2 separate regions of the Homo sapiens genome follow, and region 1 is linked to region 2. A link is a loop called in an ENCODE intact Hi-C map of the cell type or tissue named here. Cell type or tissue: CD14-positive monocyte. All regions are shown on one strand. Links, peaks and the distances in the headings refer to the core of each region. The heading gives the core; the rest is flanking DNA. Region 1 has its middle 89 kb from the start of LINC02998. Region 2 overlaps LINC02998 (long intergenic non-protein coding RNA 2998).

Region 1 (9,872 bases), core at 1,222-9,221, 160 kb before region 2:
TACTTGTACAGAATTGCAGAGTCTGACTATGTCTCCTTTGTTCCCTGCCACGTGGTCCCTGAGGGTAACAAAGATACATTTCTACCCATTCCATGATGCAAGGACCTGTGGGCCTCCAAATGTACTGCTGGGTGGACGTTTTCAGGGGATGATGTGGATATGAACGTTAGGCTGTCTGCATAGGAATCTTGCCTGGTGCTTTGTGAGTCAGATTGGTAAAGCATTCCTGGGAACTGGATCGATAAGCGGATCCATCTCAATTTCAGCTTTGCACATAAGTTAATTTATAACTTTACTGATATCACTAATCCCTTGATAGGAGCGTGGGAGTAGAATTCTCTTCTTGTAGAAATTTCACAAAAGCAGGGCTGGGTCTTTCCCTTTTTCTCTTTCCCCTCTTAGCAGAGTATAGCTAGCTTGAGATAGTGAAATAATTAGAAGTGCAGGTAATTATTGTGTGTCTTTATAGTGTTTTATATTGTTTATCTATTGCACTGGGTTGCTATAAGGATTTAAATGAGAGTATATATAAAAGCAAATTTTGGTCCTTCCCATTTGGCAGATAAAAAACATGGAGTTAGCAAGGTGTGGTGGTGTGTGTCTATAGTCCCAGGTACTTGGGAGGCTGAGGCAGGAGGATCACTTGAGCCCAGGAGTTTGAGGCTGCAGTGAGCTATGATGGTGTCACTGCACTCCAGCCTGGATGGCAGAGAGAGACTTTGTCACTAAAAAATAAAAAAATAAAAAAAAAAAAATTAAATTAAATTAAATTAAATAAAAACCATGGAGGCTTGGGAAGGCTCAAGGTCATGTAACTAATAGGGATCCTAAAGCTCATGACTGAGTGCAAACTCCGACTCCAAATCCCATTCTTGCATGGGGCCGCTCCTCTGCTGTATGTCTGGGCTGGTGTCCCAGGGCTGTCTCTGCTGTAGAATGTTGGTTTCCTGAGAATGCGGCCGTCATGGTAGCTGTTTATTTTATCTCCTTCTCGATATTACTGAAGAATTTTGACATGCACAACCAGGAAAATATGTATAGCAATTTAATAAGCAGCGATTATGTAGAAATTCTGTGTTTTACTCTCCTTCGTTAGGGAAATATTGCAACCTGGCATTAGTCAACAAATTTTTTTTGACTCACATTTATCCCCTACTAGTCAGACTTCCTCTACCAGCTTGTCCAACTTTGGCTATTTCTCTTTTGCTTCCTTCTTGCACCCAGCCTTAAAAAGTGGCCCTAGCTTGAGACTCACAGAATTTGCATGGTAAGCCAAAATAATTACTATAATACTTAGTATGGTGAATGTTTTGAGGTTAACCGTGACTTCTATGCCCTGACAAATTTGAAAATTATCTGTCAAGTTGCTTATTTTAAAGTAGAAGGATTATAGTTCTAAATGAACATTTTTTTATGAACTAAGAAAAAAATTTACCCGAAGTGTATTTTCGTTTTGTTATATTTTATACGTATATAAATTGAAACACATTCTATTTCTTCCTGTAAACTTTACTCCCCAGAAAGGAGTTTTATAACCAGTTTTTCACCTTGAATGCTGCCATTGATTTTGTTTGTTTATCTTTGGTGGTGGTGTGTTGGAATATACTGTGGCTTTAGGACCTAGTTTTTCTACTTATCCAAATTGTACTTGGCTTTTTTAAAAAAAAGTACTGGGGAGGGATTGACCTTGAGAGTTTTGTTTAGAATGGTCTAGAATACAGGCTTACATAGACCCAGAGTTAAGCAGCCCTTCAGGCAAGGGTCTTCCTGGAAAAGTCTGTGACTTCAATCTCTGGTCATGAGATAGAAGGAGCTACATCTCACCACCAGCTGTCTGTCGTCCATGGCAAGAACTGAAGGAGAAAAGAAAGGAGAGGGACTCACAGTGTGTTACTAAAGGGTTTAGAGCAGGGATTTGTAAACCTTTTAGTCAGTGGCTCTTGAAACACTGAATTGTATATTGTAAGATTTAGTGGGAGGTAACCAAGAACTATGAGAAAAGATTGTCAATCCTCAAGGAAGTAATTAAAGGCCTATTAATTGGTGAAATGAGAGCTCTACACTCAGGAGTACACTAACCATGTAAAACATATAGTAAGTGTCCAGTGAGTGGTACAGAATGGGTAAGCTGCAGGAATTCGGAGGAGGGAAATTTCCCCTAGACTGCAAGGGTCAAAGGGAGCTTGTTGGCCAAGACAAGCCTCGAGCTGCCCCTTCAGAATGAACAGCATTTTGGTGGGTGGTGTCGAGGAGGGGAGGGCACTCCAGGGACGACAGCAAGACTATGAAGTGAAGACCCAGGGAAGGAAGGATAGGTTTGGAAGGTGGGGAGGAGAATAAGTCAGATTTCTTGAATGGTTAATCACATTGTTTCCTGACTCAGATATCATTTCCCCCATTGAGTTCTAAGTAGAAGAGTATAGATGAGATAGCGTCAACTTAAAAATAAATACTCACTTCTGAGTCAGCGAGACTTACACTTGACCCTCAAGGAATTTGCTTAACTGTGCTAAGCCTTATCATCCCTTCTTAGTGATGAGGAAACAAATGCATACTTCTTAGGGTTATGATATCTAAAAGAGAGGGTAGGGCTGTGTCTTGTTAGATCTCTGCTTCTCATTGTAGGGCCTTTCACATATTAGGTACCTGATAGTGTTTACTGAAGAAATATCTAAGGCTTCCAAGCCTAGTGCCCATGAAAACCTGGCTATGGTTTTTCTTGAAACAAACATGCTGGGATACAAGGATTTTGAGAAATCCTGTGTTTATAAGGAGAATAAAACAGATTTCTTTACTCCATGACTTCTCAGAGACTTCAGAATATAGATTTGCTTTTTCAAATCTCCATAAAGGGCATACAGAGTGAAGTCTTGCCAAACAGATGTGGTTTCAGAGCCTCTTATGACCATACCCTTTATTAGGCAGTTATTCTATGGATATAGATTTAGGTAGGACCTTAGAGAAATTATTTCCAAATTAAATGCCTGGAGCTCACTGATGAAAATATGAACTGCTTGGATGAAATGCAGTGGGCAGGAGGGAAATGATGCTTGTCTTTCAGAGAGTTGGGCTGGGTCATAAGAGAGGCTTGTCAGGCAATTGCAACCAGGGGTGAGCACTAGCTTACTGAACATGTTCAGAGTGACTGCTGAGTAGGAATTAAACCTAGATACCCTTCTGGCTTAGGTAGCTGGAGAAGAGGTTGAAGATTGAGGTATTATGGCTGAGAAAAAAGCACTCTTGGCCTGGGACAACTCTGGTGGCTCCTCTACTCCAAAAGGCTGAGATAAATGAAATAATATGTATTTTAAAAAGAGTCCTACCTGCCAAAGGCAACTCTGGACATGATGGAACAAGTGAATTATAAATCAGTGCCCTTTATAAGAAAAAAGGCACAGTGGGGAAAGGTTTCTAAGAAAAACTGAAGATGGACAAGTTGGATGTTGGGGTGGCCAGAGACCACACACATTAGAGACATAATCCATCTGATAGGAAGGGGCATTCTACTTTGACAGGTGACAAAGGAAGGTCCCCAGTATGGCTTTATTAGCATAGACTGAGGGCACAGAAACACTGCTCTTAGTCTCGCTGGAGTGACCTCTGATTCTAGCCTCCCAGCTCCAGAAGCCAGAGGTTGGCAATGACTGCAAAAAATGTCAGCAGCAAGAAGTGAAAGGAATGCGGGTGGCAGTTACCAGCATCATATGAGCATGTTGTGTAATAAACAAACGTGTGCCAAGACAGTCCTGAACTTGGCGCGGAGCTGTGTTCCTGGGCTGACTTGCCCAGGCACTCTTACCTTCACCCCCAAGGAGACCCAGGACCGAGTGTCCATCCCAAAGTTCTCAGACACTATAAATGGAGCCTCCAAATTGAAGGCTTAGGACAATCCTTGCAAGTTTGGAAATCTTGCAGATACAATGCTGGTGTCTCCTTGGACTTAGCCAGTGCCTAGTGTAGTTTGAGTACTATGGTTGATGGCCCTTGCTCTCTAAGACTACAATGGCTGAGCAAGGAAAGCAAAACAGGATGTCATTCAGGAAGCTTAGTTATTGTTAGATAGTTAACTCAACTTCATAAACAATTTATAAAGTGCCTTTTCAGAGGGCTATCCTGCGAAGGCCTAATGCTAAAACCTTTAGCAAAGGCTCAAACAAACGAGATGAGAGAAGATTCTGGGCTGGAAGAACCACGTGAGTCAATTTCAGACCTGCCATCCTGTAAGGTTAGAGATGTTCCCCAAATCATTGCAAAGTAAAGGGATATGTACTCCAACTCTGTGCTCCTCTAAATGTGGTCCACGGGCCTTCCAGTCTGTGAACCAATAAGAACCGAAAGCAACAGGAAGTGTTTAGAAATTTGTATAGCAAGTTGATGTTGCTGTAACATTTTTATTGTATTTTATAAAATTATTTGTCCATGGTGAATTAGGTAACACTGATCCTTTACCACAGAGCATTTGAACGTTCCCAAGCCTCTCTGGCTCTAACTTGAGTGTCCCCAAGTCTCTCTGGCCTTTGGTTACTAATGAGGTCACAGCACACAAAGCCATGTGTCACTGGTTCTTCCCCCCATGGCATTCACATGTGCCCTTCCCTCCCCACAATGTCCATGCATTTGTCAGGGTCCCCAGGAGATGTCTCACGTTTGTTCAAGAGCCACCGTCTGCCCCTAGATATCAGCAGATGGGCACTCCATTGAGCACCTACAGCTGCCATCAGGCCAGGACCCCTCTACCCATCCTCCAAGGGGAGAGTGCTATCTCCTGTGTTCTCGGCACTACACAGTTTGCTTTCCCTTTCATGTACTGGGAGCTGAGCCTGGGGCCACATAGCCAGGCATTGCCTTCTTTCTCTAGGGATCAGACACCTAGGCCTGGGCTGGGGGTAATAAGCCTGTTTCATCTGGGGCCCTAGTAGCAAATTATGTCCACAGATAGATGCCTCAGGGATCACTAGAATCTTATAGCCCAGTTTCAAGTTAGAGCTAGCCAGTGCCCCCTATTACAACCAAGTTATAACCAAGTGTTTTCCAGAGAGTTTTCAGGGATCTATACAGATTATTTTGTTAACTGGCAGCTTTTCTGTGCTTTATACTCATATACATGTTTTAATCTTCACTTAGGTTCTGTGAAGCCCCTTTCATCTCATGACCTGAAAGCTGTGACCAATGATGTGGACAGTGCGGGAAACAGAACTATAACTTTTCCAGTGGTAAGTTCCCCTAGACTCAGGAGGTTGGTGAGACTGAACTCTGACAGCAGCACAGAGGAAGTTTCTGTTTTTACCCAATATCTGGTGAGTCCTGACGTCTGTGCTGCTGAGCCGGGCTGAGCATCTCTGCGAGGCGGGCCTCTCATTTGTCTGCATCCTGTTAAACCAAGCAGGTGTGACCCTTTGCCCAGGCAATTACTCATTTCAGCTGTGCAGGTTTTAAAACTGGACAATCTGTAGGGAGCATACAAGACATAATGGTTAGAAAACACCGAGAAAATTTAAACTGTGTATTTAATAAATAAAAAGGGATCCCTTTATCACTGAAGAGTGACTTAAAATCCAAAGCATAGTTGCAGGAATAAGTCCTGCAGGATATAAGTGTTTGCGTTTATATTTAATATGTAATATCATATACATTATTTAATATATTATAAGTGTGTCTTTATAAATATGTGTGTGTATAATCTGTACTTGAAGCCATTTGTTTTAAACTTCACTGGTGCTTACCACTACTACCACCACATACTTTCTTATTTAACTGGCTAAGCCTTCAAACTTTTTTTTTTTTTGCATTCTAGCCAGGAATCTGACTGACCAGACATGTTTACTTACATGTGATTTTATTTTCTAAAAATCTATGTTTCCAAATAGTCTTCTTGAATACAACTCTTTCACTTGTTTGCCATTCAACTTTCTTTTTCCATTCTGAAACAGTATATACATGCATCTGAGAGCTGATTTGGCTATAGCTTTACACAACTAAGGAATAAAAAAATCCAAAGTTAAGCTTAGAGGAAATAGCAAGTGTAAACCATATGTCTGCCATTAACCTTTGAGCCATTTCTCTCCAGTATGATGTGGCAAAGTTGAATGTGGCTTTTGCTTTGCAATTGCCTTTGTCTGGGATGCATTTAAGAGAACTGGTCATGACTAGTTAAAGCTCTGAATGTGATGCCGAAAAGGGAGGTATGAATTCTCTAGCTCACAGATGCACCCAGAAGAGGAAAAAAAGGATTAGAATTAAAACTCCATTGTTCGGGGGAGCTGAAATGTTCCCAAGGACATCAAAACATGTCCAGGGTCAGTTTGCATTTAGAATACTGACAAAATTTCTATATACAGTCATATAAAGATTTCTTTATACAGTCATATAAAGAAGCTTTGGCTGTAGCCCTAGTTTTTTTTTAATTGAATACAATCATTGCAAGCATTATTTTCAAATACTTTTGCAAATATATGATATTTTAGATCAATATGATCCAAACAGTGGACACAGTAGCCAGGATCCTCTAGATTATGCTGCAGTGACAAACAAATCTCAGCAGCCTACAATAACAAAAATGTATCTCGCTTATGTCATCCATTCGTGTGGGCTGGCTACGGGTCTGCTCTACATGTCATCCTTATTCCAGCATCTGAGTTGAAGGAGCAGCCCTTCTCTTGGGCATTGCTGTCCTTGCAGCAGGGGGGAAAAAGTGATGGTGGAACCAGAGCAGGCGACGTGTTATATTAAGGTTCAGGGCCACACAGGGGTGTCTAGGATGAAAGGCTCTTGATTGCTGGTCCATATGGAGATGGGAGAAGGCTTCTGTCTAGAAGCACAACCTGGGAAGTCCGATGAGTGAAGGGTGGAGAGAGAGTTTTGCTCTCCTTCCTGAATAGACTGAGCGTCTGGCTTTTCTCACCACACACCCTTTCCTCTCCCACATGTACACCTGCCACACCAGGGACCTGGTCCAGTGCTTACACTCAAAGGACAGATGAGAGATTGTTTTATCATGTACAACATTAGAATGTTTATAAGGCTTTTTATACAAGGCACACACTCCTGGGTATGACAATTTCTTTCTCCTGAAAGGAACATCTAAGATAAATTTACAGTCTATAGAAATTCAGCACAGTAACCCACACTTTCTACACCTTTAGTGTGTGATGGGCAGAGAGAGCTTATAATTTAGGAATCAGGCACCCTGTTGCTGCTCTTTGATCTACTGCTGACTACTTACTGACTGAGCACAAGTTCCTTGGCCTCTAAAGTCAGAAGGTCTGGATTAGTTCTGTGACTTAGGGCAAATTACCCATGCTTTAAACCTTAGTTTCCTCATCTGTAAAATGGGAAAAATAATAGCAATAATAGTTGACAGCATTTTGAACATTAACCATGTACCAAGCACTGTTCTAAGCCTTCTATTATATTACTATTATCTCCACTTACAGACTTAGATCCTAAAGCACAGGAAGGTTAAACAACTTGTCCACAGGTGCTCAGGTTATAAGTAGCAGAGCTAGGATTTGAACCCAGGGCCCCTGACTCTAGGTCATACTCCTGTCAACTAAGCCATGACTTCCTTCTAGTGTTTAAATGTGGAATAAGACAGATAATAGATGTATAGATAACAAATGCTTGACACATTTCCCCACATATAGCAAACACTAAATAAATGGTAGCTAAGGCTTATGTTATTATCTTTTCATTCTTGGAAATGTGAGAAATTCCTTTCCTCTCCTAATAGCTGAAAGTCGAGTTTCACAGGCGAAGGCAATTTTCTAGGACACTGTGCTTACCCTAATGTGCTACAGTAATTTAATGAATGGAAATGAGGCCGTTAGAGGACAGTGACTTTTGCTTCACCTAATAACCCACTTACTGTTCCCCTTTGGGTAGAGCCCCTGGTGTTCTCCAATACATTTCCCTGAGTGATGATGAGAGGGGAAGGCTGAGAAAAATGTAATGGGGTCTCATGTGGGAATCGAACACTTCATTTTCTGGCATAGCAAAGGCTGGAGGAGGAATGAAGCCTGGGGCTGGGGGAGCTCCAAGAACCTCATCCCAGTGGGTCAGAGCAGCTGAGAGTGCTTTAGCTAAATTAAGGTGTTTTTACAAAAGATGTTTGGTTAAATTTCTGTGAATGTCATTGAAATACTGTCTCCCCTTCCACTTTAATAGTCATAAAGAACATCAATAATGTGGGGAGGAGAGGGGGTGTGCAGAGAGAATTCTGTAAGGATATAAACCAAAATGCTAACTCTGGCTCTTTCAGGGGAGTAAGTTATCTTAATGTTTCTGTGTGTGTGTGTGTGTTAGTTTCTGAGTATAAAAATAATACATGTCTATTATGAAAATAAGATAAGAAAACATTAAAACATTAAATTTATGTTGACAAAGCACAGAACATCACCCATAAGTACAGTACAATGGTTGTTAATCTGAAGGCATTCCAATTCTGGTTAGCTTGTGTGTTCAAAAATGCACGTATTTATTTGTGACTTGGGAAGAGTAAAAACTTACTATTAATCTTCCTGGCTTTCCCTTTTCCAGATCCTGCCTCCTTTTTCTCATGCGAATAGAATGTGAATCTTTTCCTAAAGTTTACAGTTTTATGGCCTCTGTCAAATAAGACCCTGGTCAACTCTCAGTTGTTTTATGATGGCTCATATTTATTATCCAGCACCTCCAGAACATTTTGGGAAGGAAAAGAAACCTGCAGACAGGTTATGGAGTTGGTGAAGATGATCAAAACATTTTATCTGAAATGCTTAATGAAGACACTTATTAACACATATTATAACTAGTCCTCTTCAATCTCGTTGATGAAAAAAAAATAATACCCAGGAAACAATTTCAATTGTAAAAGAAGTTCAGAACTATTTAGTTGAGTATAAATGATCAAATGGATTTGATTACTATTTGGCTTCCTTGATAAGTTTTTCTAATTTCAAGAGTCAATTCAAGCCAATAACCTACTAAGTTGGGAGAGTGTTTTAGGCAGTTGATGGTTGAGTGAGCTTTCACACCTTTAACTGAAAGCGCTAAATGTTCCCAGCCCTCTACCGCCCTTCACTGGGGGAGGCAAAACCACCATATCGTTTGCAAATAAAACTCACGCTTGGCCAAGCACGGCAGCTCAGGCTTGTAATTCCAATACTTTGGGAGGCTGAGACAGGAGGATTGCTTGAAGCCAGGCGTTTGAGACCAGCCTAGCCAACGCAGTAAGACCTCTCTCCACTTCCGCCCCCCAGTCTCCATGAAACATTTTTTAAAAACCCAATTAGCTGGGTGTGGTGGGGCATGTCTGTAGTCCCAGCTACTCGGGAGGCAGAGGCGGGAGGATTGTTTGAGCCCGGGTGTTCTAGGTTACAGTAAGCTATGATCATGCCACTGTGCTCCAGCCCGGGCGATATATGGGTGGATACAGCTTCTGAAAGAAACCTCCACTCTCTATTATACTTAAGATCATACTTTGGCAAAATAATTGTGAGGAAAATACTTGTTATGGCATAGTCCAAAAATACTTTCTTATCCCAGAATAAATTTACTATTTTTCTAAACCATACCATGTCAGCCTACCCAAGATAAGCAAGCAACATCTTTGTCCTTCACCATAAATTATATCTGCCTAAATGGGAAAAGCTAAACCACAAAAACTTTTGCTCAAAATCTTGTGTCCTGAAGAATTAAGCATGTGAGTACACAGAGAAGGTAAATCATCGGATTTTAAAATTAAATAAAAACTTTTAACAAATTTAGAAAAATTATTGTTCATTTCAAAGAATGTATAAACAAAATAAAAATTAAATTCTATAAGGCACTGATTTCTTCCAAGTACAGCATGAAGCTAATTGAATGATTTTAATTCCAGTGCTTGTTGAAATAAT
Region 2 (9,872 bases), core at 680-8,679:
ATAATTTTATTTAAACTGTTTTAGCCTGAAATTAACCAAATCCCCTTAGAAAGGTAATTAGATAATTAGATGGTTATCTTTATTACAGTAATAAAGATAATTATTATAGATAGTTGAGCACAAAGATATTTTCTAAATGAATGGAAATGTGGGGCTACACATGGATTACTGCCACCCATAGTAAATTTCAGGCTTGTTTACTTGTATTCAATTTAGAATTATATTTTCAATATTCAGTCAAGAATCAGTTTGATTATTTAGTTTGTTATACCAAAGTAGTCTTAATTTTGACAAATATTTGACAAGAAAGAAACTGAGCTTCATGAACTGTTTTATTGACTTTAATGTTTTTAAACAAGGAATTAAAGAGAGATGATTTGAGATTTAAAATATGCATTTGAGACAAGGGCTAAAGTTTACATACAAACTCTAATTTAGTTTCTTTCCTTTGGGAGATAATCCAACATGCACTTTTACGTTCAATTTAAATTTCAGGTATCCCATGTTACCCTATACTCATCCATAACATGCATCTTCTGTAAACAAATGCAATATAGCATCAAATAAAAAAATTTTAAAGATATAGAATTCATATAAAATGCTTTTTATCCCCAGATTTTTTTAAGAGAAAGATGATTAAGATAGGCATCTAAGATTTTGCTTTGAACCAGGTCTAACTATCCATGTATTTTTGAGAGCTTTCCAGAAAGGAGCAGAGCCAGATGACAAAATCAGTTCCCCCGGGGCTGAGTTGACTCAGAATATCTCCATATGGATGTCCCAAAACAAATTATACTCAACATGTCCCCAGATGAACTTGTCATTTGCCTTTCAAAACCATGATCTGAGAGTCCCCTTCAACTCTCCTCATGCGTCTCATATCTAACCGTTCACTGATTCCAGTTTTCAACTCTTTCCTCTAGTCCTATGATTACCCCTCTGTCCCGGCCCTCCCTCCCTGAAGGTCTTCCTGCCTCCAATATCTGCCCCCTCCCATCCTCATTCCCACTGCTACCATATTAGTCTCTGTAAAGCACAGGTCAGAGTGTACTGTTTTCACCTCTAAAATGCTGCTATCTTTTGTTTGCCTTTCAGACCCATTATGTACCCTTCTCCCCATTTTCTGTCCCGACAGCTAATCTGTATCGCATCAGCAAACTCCCTTCCCTCTGGCTACTAGTTCAGTTTTGACAATATGGAGCCCTGGAAAGGGAGAGTGAGTTCAGGGTATATATTCCTCAGCTACCTCCTTGCCTTACACACAAATCATCTGCATCTCTCACTTGAAGGCACAGATCCTATCTAGAAGCCTTCCCTACACACCTGGTTTAAATGCCATGTACTCTATACTTCTTTGCATCCCTGCCTTTGTCTTTCCTTTATTTCTCTGTCAGTCTGAAATTCTCTTCCTTCTCTTTACTGAAATATTTTCCATTTAATCCTGCATTATCCTTTGTATTGGGTTTATTAGGAAGATTCCAGAACTGCAAAATGGAAGGAGCCTTGAATTTACTGCTTGGGGAGAAGATGGCCCGCAGATCAGGAACAGCCCTTACAGACTTGACATGAATGAGAAACAAACAACTTCTATTGGGTTAAGACACAAAAACGTGGGGATATATCTGCTTCAACTGCTAGCATTACCTTAATTCATGAGTAAAATTATTTTAGGAAATAGAAAAGTTTCTCACTGAGGTTCCCAAGTGTGGCATTAAGGTAAGTTATAAACATCCAGGCAGGAAAACTGTGATCATGAGAAAGCTATAGGAGTTCACAAAGAATGTGTTTCCTACTGTGATAGTTTACTAGATTGGTAGAGAAAGAAAACCCAGCAGTTCTGGTCTTTCTGGACTTGCCCAAATCATTTGACAAAGCTATGATATTCTTTTATTTTAGAGGAAAAATTATTCACAAGATAAAAATGAAATTAAGTGAATTATTTACAGGTTGAATTAATTTATTCAAAGATAGTGGCTAATAGATAGGGATCAACCTGAAGAAAGTTTTCTAGTGGTAACAAGGCTTGGTTCTGTACCATGAACTTGGGGGCATTTTTGTTAGTTTTAGACTTAGATAAAAAGATAGAGTCTTGTTCATTAAATTTGCTCACATTAAACAATGACCTGAATTGAACAAATACAATTTTATAAGATAAATGGAAATTTTGATGCTTAGGCACACACACACACACACACACACACACACACACACACAATGTGAGTAAAGGATGGGGGAGCCATGGATTAAAACCACTTAATACTCTGAATTTACTTGTGGGTAAAACCTAGGAGTCAATAGTGTGATGTTATCACCTTAAGGTCTAGTGCCACCTGAAACTGCATTGACAGAAGAATAATAGCAATTGATAGGTAGATATCAGGTATTGACACCCCTTTATGCCAGGCACTGTAGTAGGCACTTTACTTGAGGCTACATATTAAACCATGTTTCCTAGAAAGGGAAGTAACTTGCCAAAGCCACGCTGCTAGTGAGTGGCAGTCTCTGAAATCAGATTTAGCAGAGTCTGTTCCTTTCTGCGCTAGTTAAGTCACATGGAATTATTTCTATTCTAGGCAGCCTATTTTAAGAGTAGAAAAGTAAAGCTTCTTAATGGGAAAAGGACCAAGATAATTTGAAAATCTTATCCCATGGAAATGTTTGAAAGATTAGGAGACAGAGGCCTTGGAGAAAAGAAGACTCAGAGAACTTGGCCCCTGTCTTCCAATATTCAACAGATTGCCAAGAAGGAGGATTTGAATGATTCTGTTCTGCCTCCTGGTCTCTCATACAGGATTTATTGGAGGAATAAAGAAAAGCTATGAAGTGATAGATTTCAATTCAATATCAGGAAGAGCCTTCTAACAGAGTTGTCCAAAGACAGACTTGGCTGCATCAGAGAGACTGGACACTTCCAACCTCAACTTGCAGCACTTGGCAGGGATTTTCCTGGGCAATTGACCTCGGGTCATTTTTAAAGGTTCCTTCCAGGTTTGAGAGCCTTTGATTTTCATGCTCACTGTGCTGTACTTGGGCAACTCAGGAAATTTGCAAACCAGCTGGCAGTTGCCTGCATCATTTGTGTGGTGACTTGGCTTTGTCAAGAGATAGTTCAAGAGGCAAATAAAATCCTCCTCCTAGAGATCAGAGTTTATGTTTATAGAATGAATGAAAGAAACTATGAACCAAACATTTATGAACAATGTCTGTGAGCCAGGCACAGTGCCTGGACATCCTCCACATCTTGTGCCTTTCCTCCCACAAAGTACGGGACTGAAGTTATTTCCTTTGAGAAATAATCATTCTAGTCAAAGATAAAATGCTGTTTTTGTTTTCTGTTTCTCTTCAAGAGGTTTGACTGAAAAAAAGATCTCATCACTTCATTTTCATGCCTTATTATGATTGTGTTGACAACAATAATGGATTAATTCTTTCCAACCTCCAGAGAAGAGCTGCCAGATAATGAACATGGGGAGGAATGCTGAGAAACCATTTTCCTTTTTGAGTAGGGTCTGGATTTAGGTAGGGAGGGCAGGGGCAGAACAACCAGAAATAGAGAGATTCCTGTCTTCAAGAGGGGCTTGAAGGGGGGCACAGAGTGAACTTCTGAGAGTGCGTGGCAGTCTTGATACACACACACAAATCCACTTTTAATAACCACCAAGAGCACTGGACCTCGGACAGAGCATGTACACTGTGAAAAGGTATGCTGGTGATTTTCAAGCCTTTGTTTGTCCAAAATAGGCCAACATGGTTGAATTGGGTCTCTAAAGCACCTCTGGAAAACCCCAGGGAGTTTTGAACACAGTTTGAAAAAGCACTATGATAAATAAGTCCAAGTGAATACAGGGCAAATAGATGGCAATCCCTGGGCTTGTTTATTTCTAAACAGAGTTCTCTCCCAGGCTCTCCTAGTACAGCATAGGCTAAGCTGAAAGACAGCCTATTGGTTGTCTGTTCTTTTTTGTTTAATTAATTTTTATTTTTATTTTAAGTTCTGGGGTACATGTGCAGGATGTGCAGGTTTGTCACATAGGTAAACGTGTGCCATGGTGGTTTGCTGCACGATCAACCCATCACCTAGGTATTAAGTCCCGTGTGCATTAACTATTTATCTTGATGCTCTCCCCCTACCCCACCCTCCAACAGGCCCCAGTGTGTGTTGTTCCCCTCCCTGTGTCCAGGTGTTCTCATTGTTCAGCTCCCACTTACGAGTGAGAACATACGGTGTTTGATTTTCTGTTCCTGTGTTAGTTTGCTGAGGATAATGGCTTGCAGCTCCATCCATGTCCCTGCAATGGATGTGATCTCATTCCTTTTTGTGGCTGCATAGTATTCCATGGTGAATATGTCCCACATTTTCTTTATCCAGTCTGTCATTGATGGGCATTTGGGTTGATTCCATGTCTTTGCTCTACCTGTTCTTTATTCTCTGTTTTCAGGGATAGCACTCTGGTCCTTGTCCTCATTACTACTAAAATCCCCTTGCCCTTCTCCCTACCTCTGGTCTCTGTCACTTCCAATGCATGCTGAATATAGAAAACAGACTGTTTTTTTTTTCCTAAAGTATATTTGTAAGGTCATGCTCTTGCCCAAGAATCTACCGAAGTACACTATTACCACCACTTTATTCAGGCTTCCCCGCTTCCACACACTTGTCCTCAAACAATCTCTGTTGCAACCCACCTGTCCTCTCTCACTCTCACCTTCAGGCCTCACCCGGCTGTTCCTTGCCTGGAACACTCTCTGTAGACCCAACCCCACCTCTTCTTTCCCTGATCACTTCTGCTGCTCACCCTTCCACCTTCCTTTGGACAGACTAGGAGCAACCCACTGCCCCCACCATGATGTGCACTATAATAGTACTTTATAACTTTCTATCCAAGGCAATCTAATTATAGTGCTTTTAAAGTTGCTTTATTACTTGTATCTCCTACTAAACTAAACAGCAAAAAAGGAATTTCTATACTTTATTTACTCTTGTACCTCCAGATCCTGGCAGTATAATTATTTGTTGAGTAAGTGATTAACTTCGACATAAATATTTGTTGAACAAGTAAATGAGTGAATGAGTGTGCGGCTGTTGATAGGATGATAGCTGGTTAGTAGCCTTTTACAGGTGTATTTTTCTTTGTGACACTCTTTCAGGTGGTCTTTGCGTTGTGATCCCCACAGTTTTGGAGTACCAAGTAAATGTTCCTTTTCTCTATTCATAGATGGGACAGCATGGCAGGAGTCATGAGTCTTCTGGAAATGAGACACTCTGAGTGTGGAGGAGGCTGTTGAACATCTATGGGAAAAAAAGAAGGAATTCAGGGCACAGTCTCCCTGGTAGCTGGTGGTGGTGGTGGGACAAACCCTGGAGGAGCTGGAAAAATGGCTTTTGTGCTCCTTCTTATTTCCATGTGGTAGCAGACATCATGCCTTATCTTGTTACCCAGAATCTCCCCAGTTTGCCATTGAAGAAATCAAGGTGTAGAGAAGCATAAGGACTTGCTCAGATATGGTGGCAGTGCCAGGCCTAGAGCTTAGTTCTTGCAGCAATACTTTCTGCCACCCTTCCTCTTCTCCCCACTACTCTCTGAAAGCCCTCTTTCCTATTTGCTAACTCAGTTATGCATGCAATGCTTCCTCCACGGCACTCACCACCACTGATGTGTGATGCTGTGAAAGCAGGAGGTCAAGGCCAGGGCACTTCCTCCTGTCTAGCATTTCTTGCAGAGAAGAGCTGTTCCTGTGTGTGTAGTAGGTGGGTGGGGCAAGGACTGGGACAAGCAGCACCAGGGGAGATTGCAAGAAATCCATCCCCATTTATGCAAATCTTTTCTTCTGGGGCTTCAGTAACAGCTTCACTTTTTTCTTTTGAAACTCCCAACAGAAAATGTTGTTTTAGATGGGTGCATGTGTGCAAGTACACATAAGTGCACATAACAACATCAGATACTCACGATAGGCATACTGTAGAGGATGAAAGGCCCACACCTACTTCAACCACCTTCATTCCCTCCTTCTCATGATTCATTTGTGGAGCGGGAGGCTGCTGACATCTTCAAATACAAGCCTCTCTGAGCTTGGAGTCAAGGGGCAACATTTCTGCAGAGGGCTCCTATAGACATCCATTTCCCCATGCTTTATTTCCAAGACCCTGATTTACGATGGATAAATTAAAGTTTCTTTGTTTATCACATGATAAGAAATGCAAGTTCATCTGCAAGATTCTCTGAGTTATTCCTTGCTCTGCAGATTTCATAAGTTCTGGTGGAGTTGACCTCCTTTCTGCTAAATGAGCACTGTTCCTGACCATGGATATTGGTATTGAAGATTTCTCAAAGGATCCAGCTCTTTAATTGGAATGTCCATGAATCAGGAAGAGCAGTGAATAGCTAGTTAAATGGTAATGGCCTTAAACAAGTCCTCAACACACATGAGCAACTGATTTCTTTTTCCTTTTATCTTTTTGTCCTTTCATTCCTTCAACCAATTTTCTCTTAGGGATCAAGGAGCTCACAATCTAGGGAGAGAGACAACAAAAAATTTGACCATTATTGCAAAATGTAGATGTAAGATGCTTGTATTGCAAGCAACAGAAAATCTGGCTCAATCAGGCTCAAACCAGGAAGGAAATTGATTGGCTCACATGACTGAAAACTCTCAAGGAAGGTTTGCCTAAGACAAGCTCACTCCCAGCAGCTCAGCCATTGGGTTTCTTTTCCATTTCTCTACCTGCCTTCTGGGATACTGGCTGCATTCTAAGGCTGACCCTGCTCAGAGTCCCAAAATGGCCATAAGCAACTCTCAGAGAAACATGCTTCCTTTTTCAGATCCCATGAGAAAGAATGTGTCTTTGCCCCAGCACTCCTGGAAAATGTCCTGAGACTCAGTGTGGTTCAGGGTGGGGCTGGTGGCTAAGCTGAGCTAATCAATTACATGACCAAAAGATGGTCACAGGCTCCACCCTGGAGGTAGATGTGAGAGTCAGCTGCACAGGAATCCCTAAATGGAAACAGAGCTGTGGGACAGGAAAAAGCAAGATAGCAAGAAATGTTGATTTCAGGGAAAGGGCTTTCACAGGGGTATTAATGTGATTGCCTGATGGGTTCTTCTTGCTGGCTGCACAGATAAACCCAATTTACTGAGACAGCAGTCTTGCAGTAAAGAAAGAATTTAGTTAATGCAAGACTGACCAAGCAGAAGGACAGGAGTTTATTATTACTCAAATTGCCTCTCCGAGAACTCAGAGGCTAGAGTTTTTATGAATAATTTGGTGGACAGGTGGGTAGGGAATGGGTGCTGCTGATTGGTTGGGGATGAAATCATAAGGGTGTGAAAAATGGTCCTCGTGTGCTGAATCTGCCTCTGGGTTGTGACCACAGGTGTGATTAAGACATGAGTTACGTGTCCAGGTGGGGTCAGTCAGTTGCCAGAATGCAAAAGTCTGAAAAACGTCTCAAAAGACCAATATTAGGTTATACAATAGTGATGTTATCTGTAGCAATAATTGTGAAAGTCACAAATATTATGGCCTCTGGCCACATGCTCTCCAGCATAGGGATTATAAAAACTATGCCTACATTTTAGCAGAATTCAGGCCCCTTCCATAATCCTAATCTCATGGCCTTTCATTAGTTTTACAAAGGCAGCTTCTGTCCCTCAGCAAGAAGGAGGTTAGTTTTAGGGAGGGACTATTATCATCCTTGTTCTAAAGTTAAACTGTAAACTAAATTCCTTCCATAGTTAGCTTGGCGTATGCCCAGGAATGAGCAAGGACAGTCAGCCTGTGAGACTAGAAGCAAGATGGAGTCAGCCATGCTAGACCTCTCTTGCTGTCATAATCTTTGCAAAAGTGGTTTCAATCATGTGACACCTGGAAGCACAAGAGGGGGGTCCCCCTCAGCCTGAGTAGGCTCAGGGTTTTCTGAGCCAAGAATGAGCCGTGGAAATGCAGGAAATTTGAACTGATCAACTACTAGAATATATTCCTATTGTACTTGAGGTGGAAGCTACCCTAGGTTAGAAAATGATGACAGTGTGAAATCTATCTAAAGAAGTCTGAGAACAGACTTTATGCCAGGACTCAAGAGGCTGTGTGTGTTTGGGAGTCCACATTCATCTCTTAAATTCTCAGCAAAGAGGATGAAAATATTTGAATATGTCCTAAGAGAGCTGTTCATACGCAGATTTCGGTTCCAGGGCCTGGGTAATACTGAACTGTATTACACAAGACAAGCCTAGGCTTGATTCCAACCAATCTGGGTTTGAGTCTTAGCTTTACCACTCATTGTGGCCTTGGGGAAATCACTTAACCTCTCTACTTGACCTCTTTGTATTTAAAATTTGAATAGCAGCACTTTCCTTGCAGTGATTGTGAAAAGCAGAAATAATGCCTCACAGTATACGGTGTGAAACAGGCATTAAGCAACTATGACTATTGCTATTTAAACAGAGCTGCCTCTCTGGCACGATGCAAGATCAGAAGAGGAATGTGCACTTTCTGGAAAAGCCTGGCTTTGGACAAGATCTAGGCAGTAAATACAAACATTGGGGAGCTATTAAGGACATGCTAATATGGGTGGAGTCTCTGCTGAGGTTCACGCCATGTTCCTCCTGGATTCACACATGCCTGGACATTCCTGGAAGATGGTCCTCCTTTTGGGAAAGGCGTATTTTAGGGATATAAAGCCTGGCATACTGGCTTGGTTCAAGGTAATAGACCCATATCAGAAAGTAAAACTCATAAACTTCACGCTTTTCTCAAAATCAGAACATTTCTGGTCTAGCCCCCCACAGTTGGCTCCTAAAGAAGAGACGCTGTAGGAACATGTAAGACTAAGAATATGACTGTCAGGCAGCCCAGAAGGCAGCTTTTGGATGGTCCAGAGGAGAGCACAAGAAAGTGTTATGGTGCCTTCTGGTTGGGGTTGAGATTGGAGTTGTATGGAGTCCAGAAAAAACAGAATTTGCACTGTGGCCACCTCGCCCCAATCCGGGCAGAAGAAGGAGAGGGAGGCATCACATTTGGTGGGTGTGAGAGAGACAGAGAAGGGTCAGTGCCAACAGCTCCAGCAGCAGGGGATACATTTTGTGGCTTTGAAGCATAGCCATAGCAGGTTGGAGGTGTCAGTGTCCTCATTGGGGGTGGGTCCATCATGCCCCAACACAAACATCACTGCAGGGAGCTGTAGCAGGGGGAAGCTGAGTGCAGGGTCATATGGTAGCTGAAAGGGCCATATGGTGAGCACACATGTGCCATCCCCTGGGGGTTCCCAGGAGCAGCTAGAGGGATTCTGCAGTGTTGATGAGGGGCAGGGCCAGACAGACCCTGCTGGTTACTCTAACTTTGCCCAGAGTAGTGTGACCAAGGAAACTCAGGCTACACAAATTCTTCACATCCTCCAGGACACTACACAACTGCTTCAAAGCCAGGAGTTCATTGATTACATTGTACCTTTAAGAAACCACGACTTAATGTTGTTATGCCTTTGCCTTTTGCCAGGGATAATTGAGAATGTTTCATATATACTATAAAACTTCCTATAATGACAAATTCTATTATGATGTTTAAAACCATATGTAAAACAAACCCTCCTGATTACTTTCTCTTACTATTCTAGGAATGTTTGTCTCTCATGTTGCACTAGCACACTTCCTTCCTTCCTTTTTCTTTCTTTTTTTTTTTTCTTTTTAATGAGCTAAACAATTTATGAGGTTTCTTTTTGCCTTGGCCACCAGGAGGGTAATAGTTAAGTGTGGTGCTCAGTTAGTTTAACTTTCTTTAGCATAGACAGATTTTATATTAAAACTACCTCTAACCCCTCTTGTCATCAACATGGCTCTTGTTTGGGGTGTTGTGGTTATCATTGTTGTTTTTGTCATTA

Evidence for each region. Peaks named below come from ENCODE experiments on the same cell type or tissue, not always from the same donor. Only the 100,000 strongest peaks of a DNase experiment are listed, where the experiment ranks them.
Region 1: it touches region 2 in a loop (2.2-fold over the local background); 5 of 110 quality-filtered maps call a loop at or near these places.

Annotation. Positions count from the first base shown.
Region 1 is chr5:54,828,464-54,838,335 of GRCh38, reverse strand. It overlaps the pseudogene CSPG4BP. Among named protein-coding and RNA genes, the nearest start is that of LINC02998, 89 kb to the right of the region's middle. In CD14-positive monocyte, for the core only: no CTCF peak of the experiment used is centred there; DNase peaks (open chromatin) are centred at 3,715, 4,545 and 5,235; H3K27ac peaks cover 2,419 bases.
Region 2 is chr5:54,669,803-54,679,674 of GRCh38, reverse strand. All of the region lies in intron 1 of LINC02998 (long intergenic non-protein coding RNA 2998), which reads left to right. Among named protein-coding and RNA genes, the nearest start is that of LINC02998, 70 kb to the left of the region's middle. In CD14-positive monocyte, for the core only: no CTCF peak of the experiment used is centred there; DNase peaks (open chromatin) are centred at 3,004, 5,644, 6,614, 8,314 and 2 weaker places; H3K4me3 peaks cover 3,003 bases; H3K27ac peaks cover 6,128 bases.